Linked DNA regions of Homo sapiens: region 2 is linked to region 1. The links are chromatin contacts, found by Hi-C or POLR2A ChIA-PET in ENCODE. All regions are on one chromosome and are shown on one strand. Each heading gives the region's core, a stretch centred on a gene start or an enhancer-like site at or near the end of the contact. The rest is flanking DNA. Distances are from core to core; before and after follow the strand shown.

Evidence for each region. Hi-C counts contacts between places; a loop is a spot of excess contacts on that map. ChIA-PET counts read pairs that join two places held with the same protein, here RNA polymerase II (POLR2A). Pooled maps may share reads with other maps.
Region 2: a pooled map shows a loop between it and region 1 (6-fold over the local background). The contact joins the promoter of HSPB1 here to the promoter of TBL2 in region 1. A Hi-C loop is called at or near these places in 5 of 50 pooled maps. POLR2A ChIA-PET finds 5 or more read pairs at or near these places in 2 of 52 experiments (Caco-2 and activated T-cell).

What each region holds. Positions count from the first base shown.
Region 1 is chr7:73,575,148-73,580,744 of GRCh38, forward strand. TBL2 (transducin beta like 2) reads right to left here and starts at 3,432. Exons shown (of 7, transcript NM_012453.4): 1 at 3,273-3,432. The coding sequence starts at 3,402. RefSeq lists a silencer at 3,044-3,683 and an enhancer at 4,014-4,083.
Region 2 is chr7:76,298,802-76,303,922 of GRCh38, forward strand. HSPB1 (heat shock protein family B (small) member 1) reads left to right here and starts at 3,872. Exons shown (of 3, transcript NM_001540.5): 1 at 3,872-4,275; 2 at 5,001-5,064. The coding sequence starts at 3,912. RefSeq lists a silencer at 611-905.

The DNA of each region.
Region 1 (5,597 bases), core at 2,182-4,681:
CAGAGTCTTGCTCTGTCGCCCAGGCTGGAGTGCAGTGGCGTGATCTCCGCTCACTGTAGCCTCTGCCTCCCAGGTTCAAGCAATTCTTGTGCCTCAGCCTTCCAAGTAGCTGGGATCATGGGCGTGCACCACCATATCCAGCTAATTTTTTTTTTTTTTTTCAGATGGAGTCTCGCTCTGTCACCCAGGCTGGAGTGCAGTGGCGTGATCTCAGCTCACTGCAAGCTCTGCCTCCCGGGTTCACGCCATTCTCCTGCCTCAGCCTCCCAAGTAGCTGGGACTACAGGCGCCCGCCACCATGCCCGGCTAATTTTTTTTTGTATTTTTAGTAGATGTGGGGTTTCACCACATTAGCCAGAATGGTCTCAATCTCCTGACCTTGTGATCCACCCGCCTCGGCCTCCCAAAGTGCTAGGATTACAGGCGTGAGCCATGGCACCTGGCCCCAATTTTTTTGTTTTTTTAGTAGAGATGGGGTTTCACCATGTGGGCCAGGCTTGTCTCCAACTCCTCACCTCAAGTGATCTGCCTGCCTTGGCCTCCCAAAGTGCTGGGATTATAGGCGTGAGCCACTGTGTCCGGCCCAGCCTTGGTTTTCTTAAAGAGAGGTTGAGAACTGGGGGCGGTGGCTCATGCCTGTGATCCCAGCATTTTGGTAGGCTGAGATGGGAGGATTGCTTGAGCTCAGGAGTTCGAGACCAGCCTGGGTAACATAGTGACACCCCATCTCTACAGAAAACTTTAATTAGCTGGGCATGGTGGTGTGCGCCTGTGGTCCCAGCTATTCGGAGGCTGAGGAGGGAAAATTGCTTGAGCCCAGGAGTTCAAATGCAGTGATCGTGCCACTGTATTCCAGCCTAGGCGACAGAGTGAGATTCTGTCTCAAAATAAATAAATAAATAAATAAATAAAAATAAGGGAGATTGAATTGGATGAGATATCTACAAAGTGACAAGCAAAAGTACCGAACACAAGCATTAAAGGCTCTATGGAGGCCGGGTGCGGTGGCTCATGCCTGTAATCCCAGCGCTTTGGGAGGCTGAGGCAGCTGCTGGATCATTTTTTTTTTTTGTTTGATACAGAGTCTCGCTCTGTTGCCTCAGTCTCGATCTCCTGACCTTGTGACCTGCCCGCTTCGGCCTCCCAAAGTGCTGGGATTACAGGCGTGAGTCACCATGCCCGGCCCGGCAGCTGGATCATCTTGATGCCCAGGAGTTCCACCAGTCTGGCCAACATGGTGAAACCCCGTCTCTACTAAAAATACAAAAATTAGCCGGGCGTGGTGGCAGGCGCCTGTAATCCCAGCTACTCAGGAGGCTGAGGCAGGAGAATCACTTGAACCCAGGAGGTAGAGGTTGCAGTAAGCCAAGATCGCACCACTGCACTCCAGTACCTGAAAGAACTCGGGGATGAGAAGTCAACATCTGTTGAGTCCTGTGCGGGGGAGTGGAGCCAGTCACTTTTGTAAAAGATACTTAATTGAGTCACAAAGCTGGCATGTGGTAAATGACTGCAGATGCTCCCCAATTCCAACAGGAAAAAAGCTCCTGGGCCCTGCAAACAAACACAGCCACAATCTGTCCTCTGCTTCCTTCTCTCCAGGCATGTCTAACAAGCCCCCCTCCTCACACTTAAGTCATACCAAATGCTGTTTGGGGACTCCTTGCCTTCTCGGGTATTGCCATTGGCAGGAATGTCTTTTTTCCTTGGCCTTCTGGCAAACTCTTCTTCTAGAACCATCCTTTGAGACCCCACACTACCTCATGTGCCCCCTATTCTCAGTAATGATTTCCCTAACAACCACCTCCCCCATAAAAGAACAGGACTCGGCCAGGCAGGGTGGCTCACGCCTGTAATCCCAGCACTTTGGGAGGCCGAGGCAGGTGGATCACAAGAGGTTAGGAGATTGAGACCATCCTGGCTAACACAGTGAAACCCCGTCTCTACTCAAAAAATACAAAAAATTAGCCGGGTGTGGTGTCGGACGCCTGTAGTCCCAGCTACTCAGGAGGCTGAGGCAGGAGAATGGCGTGAACCCAGAGGCGGAGCTTGCAGTGAGCCGAGATCCCGCCACTAGACTCCAGATTGGGCGACAGAGCAAAACTCCGTCCCCCTGCAAAAAAAAAAAAAAAAAAAATGCAGGGCTGGCCGGGCACAGTGGTTCACGCCTGTAATCTCAGCACTTTTGGAGGCCAGGACGAGTGGATCACCTGAGATCAGGCGTTCGAGACCAGCCTGACCAACGTGGCGAAACCCCGTCTACTAAATATACAAAAATTAGCCAGGCGTGGTGGTGTGTGCCTGTAGTCCCAGCTACTCGGGAGGCAGAGGCAGAAGAATCGCTTGAACCTGGCAGGCGGAAGTTGCAACGAGCCAAGATTGTGCCACTGCACTCCAGCCTGGGCAAGAAGAGCGAAACTCTGTCTGAAAAATAAATAAAAAGAGCAGGGCTGCCCACTGACTCTCTGGTGTTTCCCATTTCTAGTACTAACCTCTTCTATGAAACTTTTCAGAGACAGGCTCTTGCCGTCACCCAGGCTGAAGTACAGTGGCGCGATCTATCACAACTCACTGCAGCCTTGAATTCCTGGACTCACGACACCCTCCTGCCTCGGCCTCCCATGGAGCTGGGACTACAGGGGCGTGCACAACCACACCCAGCTAATTTTGCGTAGAGATGGGGTCTTGCTATGTTGCTCAGGCTGGTCCCAAACTCCTGGGCTCAAGCGATCTCCCTGCCTCGGCCTCCCAAAGTGCTGGGAATACAGGCGTGAGCCACTTCGCCTGGCCTCAGTGAAACTTATTTCACCGTGTTTTTCACTTACATATTTAGGTGTTCATAATACAGATGTACTTCTCCTTTACTGGACTCCTTACAGAAAAAGACCCCAAAGCCTATCACAGGGTCATAGATGCCCAGTAAATGCTGCTGCACATCACAGAATTGGTGCTTTTTCCGAGATCGCGGCCACGGAGCAGGCTGAAGAGTTTACGGTGCTCTCCTGGCCACCCCGGGGACGGCCTGGCCTCGGCCACAGAGAAAGCCGCAGTAAGGGGCCCAGGTTGGAGCCAGTCCCGCCCCAGGAGGTGCGCCTAACCCGGCAAGGCGGGTCCCCGTCTCTGGAAGCGAAGCTCACGTTACCAGAGGAGAAACTGAGGCCCATGGAGTCGCCGGGCCCCACCAGCCGCGGGCCCAAACCGCAGGTCGGACCACGAGGAGGCCGGGAGCCGGGACACCGCGGGCCGCCCCCACCCGACCCGGCCCCACTTACAGGCGGGCCGGCCGCTCCTCTCCTCCCCCGCGCGCAGCCACCCCCGCGCTACCGCCGCCGTCGCCATCAGGGCCAGCAGCCCAAGCAACACCGACAGCCCCATGAGCTCCGACATCTGCGAGAGCTCCATGTTGGTGGAACCACTGCCACCTCAGCTAGTGAGTACGCGGGCGCCCGCACGGCTCTGCCGGGCCGCGCACGCACGCGGGGGCGCGGCCTGGCCGTTGGGGAGCCTCAAGCGGCTGGGCCTGGCCGTTAGAGCGCCTGGGGGCGGAGCCTGGTTGTTACAACGCCTTCAGGGCGGGGCCTGGCCGTTAAAGCACCTCAAGGGGTGGGGCCCGGCTGTTGTGGCGCTCGAGGGGCGGGGCCTGGAGTTAGAGCATCTCCACCCGCCGAGCCTAGTTATTAGAGCGCCTCGAGAGGCAGAGTCTGGAGTTAGCGCGTCTCGAGGGGCGGGGCTGGGTTGTTAGAGCGTCTCGAGGGGCAGAACCCGGAGGTAGAGTGTCTCGAGGGGCGGGGCCTGGAAGTAGAACATCTCGAGGGGCAGGGCTCGACCCTTGGTGCGTTTCGAGGGGCGGGTCGCCTGGCGGTTGAGATTGCAGGGCTGCGGAGGGCGGAGGAAGGCGGGATTTGCGATCACTGCTCACGCCTCCTCCTGAAGAACTCACTGATAATTGTTTATTAAAGGCATTATTCCAGCCATCACCACACTGGATCCTTTCAAGGAAGCGGGGCGGGGATTATTATTACCATTTAACGGATAGGAAACTCAGCATCAGCGAAAGTTCAGATGGGCTTTTAAGGAAGAGTAGGCCAGGCGCGTGGAGTGGAACAGCCTCCGCAAAGACCTGAGAAGCTGGGATGTGGGAAATGGCTAGAGGGGCGGAAAGGTCTGGGGGACGTTGAGCGCTGGCTCCATCCAACAAGCTGCTCATTACAGGGAGAGGTGGGGCAAAAGCTGTGTCTGAGGATTCCCTGGATGGACCTTTGTGTGAAAAGACCAAAATCAGAAAACCGGCAGTGGCTTCAAGGATCCGAGAGGGAGGTGACGAGGGCCTGGATTTGGGGCTGGCCTGGCAAGTCGAAAGTTAAAAGGGAGAATTTTTAATAGAAAACTTATTTTATTTATTTATTTATGTATTTACTTTTGAGACGGTTGCCCAGGTTGGAGTGCAGTGACGCGTCTCGGCTCACTGCAACCTCCGTCTCCCGGGTGCAAGAGATTCTCCTGCCTCAGCCTCCAGAGTAGCTGGGATTACAGGCGCGTGCCACCATGCCCTGCTACTTTTTGTGTTTTTTATAGAGACGGGGGTTTTGCCATGTTGGCCAGGCTGGTCTCGAACTCCTGACCTCAGGTGATCCACCTGCTTCGGCCTCCCAAAGTGCTGGGATTACAGGCGTGAGCCACCATGCCGAGCTGGGAGATTATTTTTATTTTTTATTTTTTGAGATGGAGTCTCGTTGCACTGTCGCCCAGGCTGGAGTGCAATGGCGCCATCTCTGCTCACTGCAACCTCTGCCTCCCGGGTTCAAGCGATTCGCTTGCCTCAGCCTCCCGAGTAGCTGGGATTACGGGTGCCCGCTAGCATGCCCCGCTAATTTTTTGTATTTTTTAGTAGAGACGGGGTTTCGCTATATTGGTCAGGCTGGTCTTGAACTCCTGACCTCGTGATCCGCCCGCCTCAGCCTCTCAAAGTGCTGGGATTACAGGTGTGAGCCACCGCGACTGGCCCAGACCAGGAAATTTTTTCATAGAAAACTTATTTTTTTTTTTGAGACAGAGTCTTGCTCTATTGCCCAGGTTGGAGCGCAGTGGCGCGATCTCGGCTCACTGCAACCTCCGCCTCCTGGGTTTATGCCATTCTCCTGCCTCAGCCTCCCGAGTAGCTGGGATTACAGGCGCCCGCCACCACGCCCGGCTAATTTTTTAAAAATATTTTTAGTAGAGACGGGATTTCACCGTGTTAGCCAGGATGGTCTCGATCTCCTGACCTCATGATCTGCCCGCCTCGGCCTCCCAAAGTGCTTGGGGGATTACAGGCTTGAGCCACCGCGCCCGGCCAGAAAACTTCTTTTAAGGCCGGGTGCGGTGGCCCATGCCTGTAATCCCAGCACTTTGGGAGGCCGAGGCGGGAGGATCACCTGAGGTCAGGACTTCGAGACCAGCCTGGCCAACATGGTGAAACCCCGTCTCTGGCCAACATGGCGAAACCCCGTCTCTACCAAAAGTACAAAAATTAGCTGGGCGTGGTGTCCCACGCCTCTAATCCCAGCTACTCGGGAGGCTGAGGCAGGAGAATCACTTGAACCTGGGAGGCAGAGGTT
Region 2 (5,121 bases), core at 2,622-5,121, 2.7 Mb after region 1:
GGCCTTGGCTCCCCATAGAAGTAGGAGGAGTGGAGCCTCAGTCCCAGGATAGGGACAGCAAGTACAGTGGGACAGAAGAAGTGGGAGGCCCTGGGTACTAGAGAGGCAGGAGGTTGGCTCTGAGAGCACTTTACCGGAGACAGCAGAAAGCCATTTAATCTCTGTGCACAGCAGTTTCCTTGTCTAAAAACCAGGGATAACAGGGCCGGGTGCGGTGGCTCACACCTGTAATCCCAGCACTTTGGGAGGCCGAGACAGGTGGCTGACTTGAGGTCAGGAGTTTGAGACCAACATGGCGAAACCCTGTTTCTACTAAAAATACAAAAATTAGCCGGGTGTGGTGGCTCATGCCTGTAATCCCAGCACTTTGGGAGGCCAAGGCAGGCGGCTCACTTGAGGTCAGGAGTTTGAGACCAACATGGCGAAACCCCGTTTCTACTAAAAATACAGAAATTAGCCGGGTATGGTGGCACATGCCTGTAATCCCAGCCACTTGGGAGTCTGAGGCAGGAGGATCGCTTGAACCCAGGAGGCGGAGGTTGCAGTGAGCTGAGATTGCGCCACTGCACTCCAGCCTGAGTGATAGAGTGAGACTCTGGCTCAAAAAAAAAAAAAAAAAAAAGACAAAAAAAAAAAAAACAACAACAACTAAAACAGGGACCTAAGTCAGGGGAGAAGGAAGGCTGGAATGGCCATGCCTACAAAGACAGGAAAGAGGGAATGTCAGGGTTGTGGCAGGAGCCTAGGGCAGCACCCTCCCTCCAAGCTGGGAGATAGGAGCCAGGATCCCATTGGTGTTTAGATGGATGAGGTAGGGTCAAGGGGCAAGCTCCAGGCTCTAAGCACTTCTGTGCAGACTCTACTACTTGGAGCTCCCCTCTCCCTCTGTGATGTGGGCATCAAAATCTGCAGAAAGGGAAACTGAGGCCTAGAGAAAGGAGGGGATTTGCCCAGAATGACACAGGAAGTCCAGACTAATTCAAGTTTGCGGCATTTGAGGTTCCTGGCCAGTGTTTCTTTTTCTTTTTTGTTTTTTCTTTTTTGTTTGAGACAGAGTCTCGTTCTGTCACCGAGGCTGGAGTGCAGTGGCGCGATCTCAGCTCCCCGCAACCTCTGCCTCCTGGAATGATCCTCGTGCCTCAGCTTCCCCAGTAGCCGGGATTACAGGCACCCATCACACCTGGCTAATTTTTTGTATTTTTGGCAGACACGGGGTTTCGGCATGTTGGCCAGGCTGGTCTTGAACTCCTGAACCCAGGCAATAAGTCTGCCTCAGACTCTCAAAGTGCTGGGATTACAGGTGGGAGCCACCACGCCCGGCCAACCAGTGCTTCTTAAGGAAAGATACATATAGTAGGAGATGTGACAGTAATCTTCCTCCTGGCCCCTCTCAGCACTGTGCCATGGAGGTTCTGATCTGGGCCAGCTGCGCTGTTAGGGGAAGGGGGAAAATGGCCAAACCCCATGTATTCTCCTTCCTTTTCCCTCTCTTCAATCCCAGGCAGGTAACAATAATTATGATGTACCAGGCTCCGGGCCAAAGTCATCACCTGCATTAGGTCACCAAATCCTCAGGCCAACCCATTACAGTCATGAGTCACTTAATAACAGACACATTCAACAAATTCCTTGTTAGGCAATTTCATCATTGTGGGAACATCTCAGAGTGGACTTACACAAACCTAGATGGTCTAGCCTACTACACACCTAAGCCATATGGTCTAGCCTACTGCTCCTAGGCTACAAACCTCTACAGCATATGACTGCACCAAATATTGAAGGCAGCTGCAACATGAGGGTAAGTATTAGTGTTTCTAAAGATAGAAGATGGCCAGGCGCGGTGGCTCACGCCTGTAATCCTAGCACTTTGGGAGGCCCAGGCGGGTGGATTACTTGAGGTCAGGAGTTCAAGACCAGCCTGGCGAACATGGTGAAACCCCATCTGTACTAAAAATACAAAAATTAGCCAGTGTCGCGGCACTTGCCTGTAGTCCCAGCTACTCAGGAGGCTGAGGCAGAAGAATCACTTGAACCTGGGAGGTAGAGGTTGGAGTGAGCCTAGATCAGGCCACTGCACTCCAGCCTGGGCGACAGAGGGAGACTCCATCTCAAAATAAATAAATAAATAAATAAATAAAACATAGAAGATGTACAGTAAAAACACGGTAATTGTTTTTGTTTGTTTGTTTTGAGACAGGGTCTTGTTCTGTCATGCGGACTGGAGTGCAGTGGCACCATCAGGCTCACTGCAGCCTCGACCTCCTTGGCTCAAGTGCTCCTCCCACCTCAGCCTCCTGAGTATCTGGGACTACAGGTCCACGCCACCATGCCTGGCTAATTTGTTCTGAATTTTAGTAGAGATGGGGTCTCACTGTGTTGCCCAGGCTTGTTCCAGCCTTCTGGCTTCAAGTAATCCTCCCACATCAGCCTCCCAAAGTGCTAAGATTACAGATGTCAGCCACTGCACCCAGCCAGTAATATAATTTTATGGGACCACCTTCATATTTGCTGTCCCTTGCTGACTTACACATCTTTATGCAATGCATGACTGTTACCATCATTATCATCTCTATTTTCCAGATGGGGAAACTGAGGCACAAAGAATCTAACTTGCACAAGTTCATCTGCTTAGTGATGGAACAAAGATGTGAATTCAGGCAGTCTGGCTTCAAAGTCCACACGCCTAACAACCACACCAGATTACTAGATTGCTTTTTTCTTTTTTCTTTTTTTTTTTTTGAGATGGAGTCTCACTCTGTCACCCAGGCTGGAGTACAGTGGTGAGATCTCGGCTCACTGCAACCTCTGCCTTCTGGGTTCAAGCAATTCTCCTGCCTCAGCCTCCCCAGCAGCTGCGATTACAGGCGCCCGCCACCACACCCAGCTAATTTTTGTATTTTTAGTAGAGATGGGGTTTCACCATGTTGGCCAGGCTGGTCTCAAACTCCTGACCTCTGGTGATCCTCCCACCTCGGTCTCCCAAAGTGCTGGGATTACAGGCGTGAGCCACCACGCCCAGCCCAGACTGCTTTATTTTTGTATTTGTATTTATTCATTTACTTATTTTGAGACAGGGTTTTGCTCTGTAGCCCAGGCTGAAGTGCAGTGGTGCAATCCAGCTCACCACAGCCTCTACTCACCGGGGTTCAAAGGATCCTCCTGCTTCAGCCTCTGGAGTAGCTGGGGCCACAGGCATGCACCACCATGCCCAGCTAATTTTTAAATATTTTTTGGTAGAAGTAGGGTCTCACTATGTTGCCCAGACTGGTCTCAAACTCCTAGCCTCAAGGGACCCTTCTGCCTTGGCCTCCCAAAGTGCTGAGATTACAGGCATGAGCCATGCACCCAGCCCCTTTTTAAAATTTTTTTGAGAGACAAGACTTTGATCTGTTGCCTAGGCTGGAGTGCAGTGGTGAGATCATAGCTCACTGCAGCCTCAACTCCTGGGCTCAAGCACCAGACTCCTTTTATCACATTCTATCTCACACGCGTGTGGTTCCAATCCTGCCTCTGCCACTTCTCAGTTGTATGCCCCAACCCAACCTGTCTGGCTCTGTCCTCCTTAACAGAAGGACGGCCCTGGCCACGGGCCACAGCCAGCAACGCTTAAGCACCAGGGCCGGCGAGTGCCCTGCCGTGGCACGGCTCCAGCGTCGCGCTCTCGAATTCATTTGCTTTCCTTAACGAGAGAAGGTTCCAGATGAGGGCTGAACCCTCTTCGCCCCGCCCACGGCCCCTGAACGCTGGGGGAGGAGTGCATGGGGAGGGGCGGCCCTCAAACGGGTCATTGCCATTAATAGAGACCTCAAACACCGCCTGCTAAAAATACCCGACTGGAGGAGCATAAAAGCGCAGCCGAGCCCAGCGCCCCGCACTTTTCTGAGCAGACGTCCAGAGCAGAGTCAGCCAGCATGACCGAGCGCCGCGTCCCCTTCTCGCTCCTGCGGGGCCCCAGCTGGGACCCCTTCCGCGACTGGTACCCGCATAGCCGCCTCTTCGACCAGGCCTTCGGGCTGCCCCGGCTGCCGGAGGAGTGGTCGCAGTGGTTAGGCGGCAGCAGCTGGCCAGGCTACGTGCGCCCCCTGCCCCCCGCCGCCATCGAGAGCCCCGCAGTGGCCGCGCCCGCCTACAGCCGCGCGCTCAGCCGGCAACTCAGCAGCGGGGTCTCGGAGATCCGGCACACTGCGGACCGCTGGCGCGTGTCCCTGGATGTCAACCACTTCGCCCCGGACGAGCTGACGGTCAAGACCAAGGATGGCGTGGTGGAGATCACCGGTGAGCCCCCCTGCTCCTGCAGGGGAGAGGAGGAGGCTAGCAGGGCGGGCAGGGCCGGGGGCGTGCGGTTGAAACGGGGGTCCCGGGGGCCTGGGGAGTTAAACGTTGGCCCAGCACCGGGAAAAACAGGACTCCTGATTCCCTTGCTCAGGAATTGGGAGTGCGGGTCGCTTCTAAGGGCGCTTTCTGCTCTGTAATCCCAGCGCTTTGGGAGGCCGAGACGGGAGGATCGCTTGAGGCCAGGAGTTCAAGACTAGCCTGGGCAACATAGCGAGACGCGCCCCCCCGCCCCGACCCCGCGCCATTACAAAAAAAAAGCAAACAAAAATTTTTTTAAAGATCATCGATGAAGAGAGAAAATGCGCTTTTCTACAGAGTCCCCTTCCCACCCACAGCCCCATCCCCAGATAAGCGGGGAGTTCCCTGGCGCGGTGCCAGTTTCTAGCCGCTGAGTGGGCGTGTGCGCGGCTCCAAGTGCGCCTGCGTACTGCTCACTCCCCAGCTCCGCGCCCTGCTCCGTTCCTCCCAAAACTCTGAATCGAAGAACTTTCCGGAAGTTTCTGAGAGCCCAGACCGGCGGGCACGCCCCCATCCCCAACCCCCTCTGTTAATCCCTACCAGCCTGCAGTCCTGGCTGCTTCCAAGCAGGAGGTGGGGCCTCTGGCCTAGCGGGGCCGAAAGGCAGTCCCCTCCCCCGCAGTCTGATTTCCCTCTTCCCCCCAAAGGCAAGCACGAGGAGCGGCAGGACGAGCATGGCTACATCTCCCGGTGCTTCACGCGGAAATACACGTGAGTCCTGGCGCCAGGTCGGGGTGGGTGGGTGGCGTGGGGGTGGGGTCAGGGAAG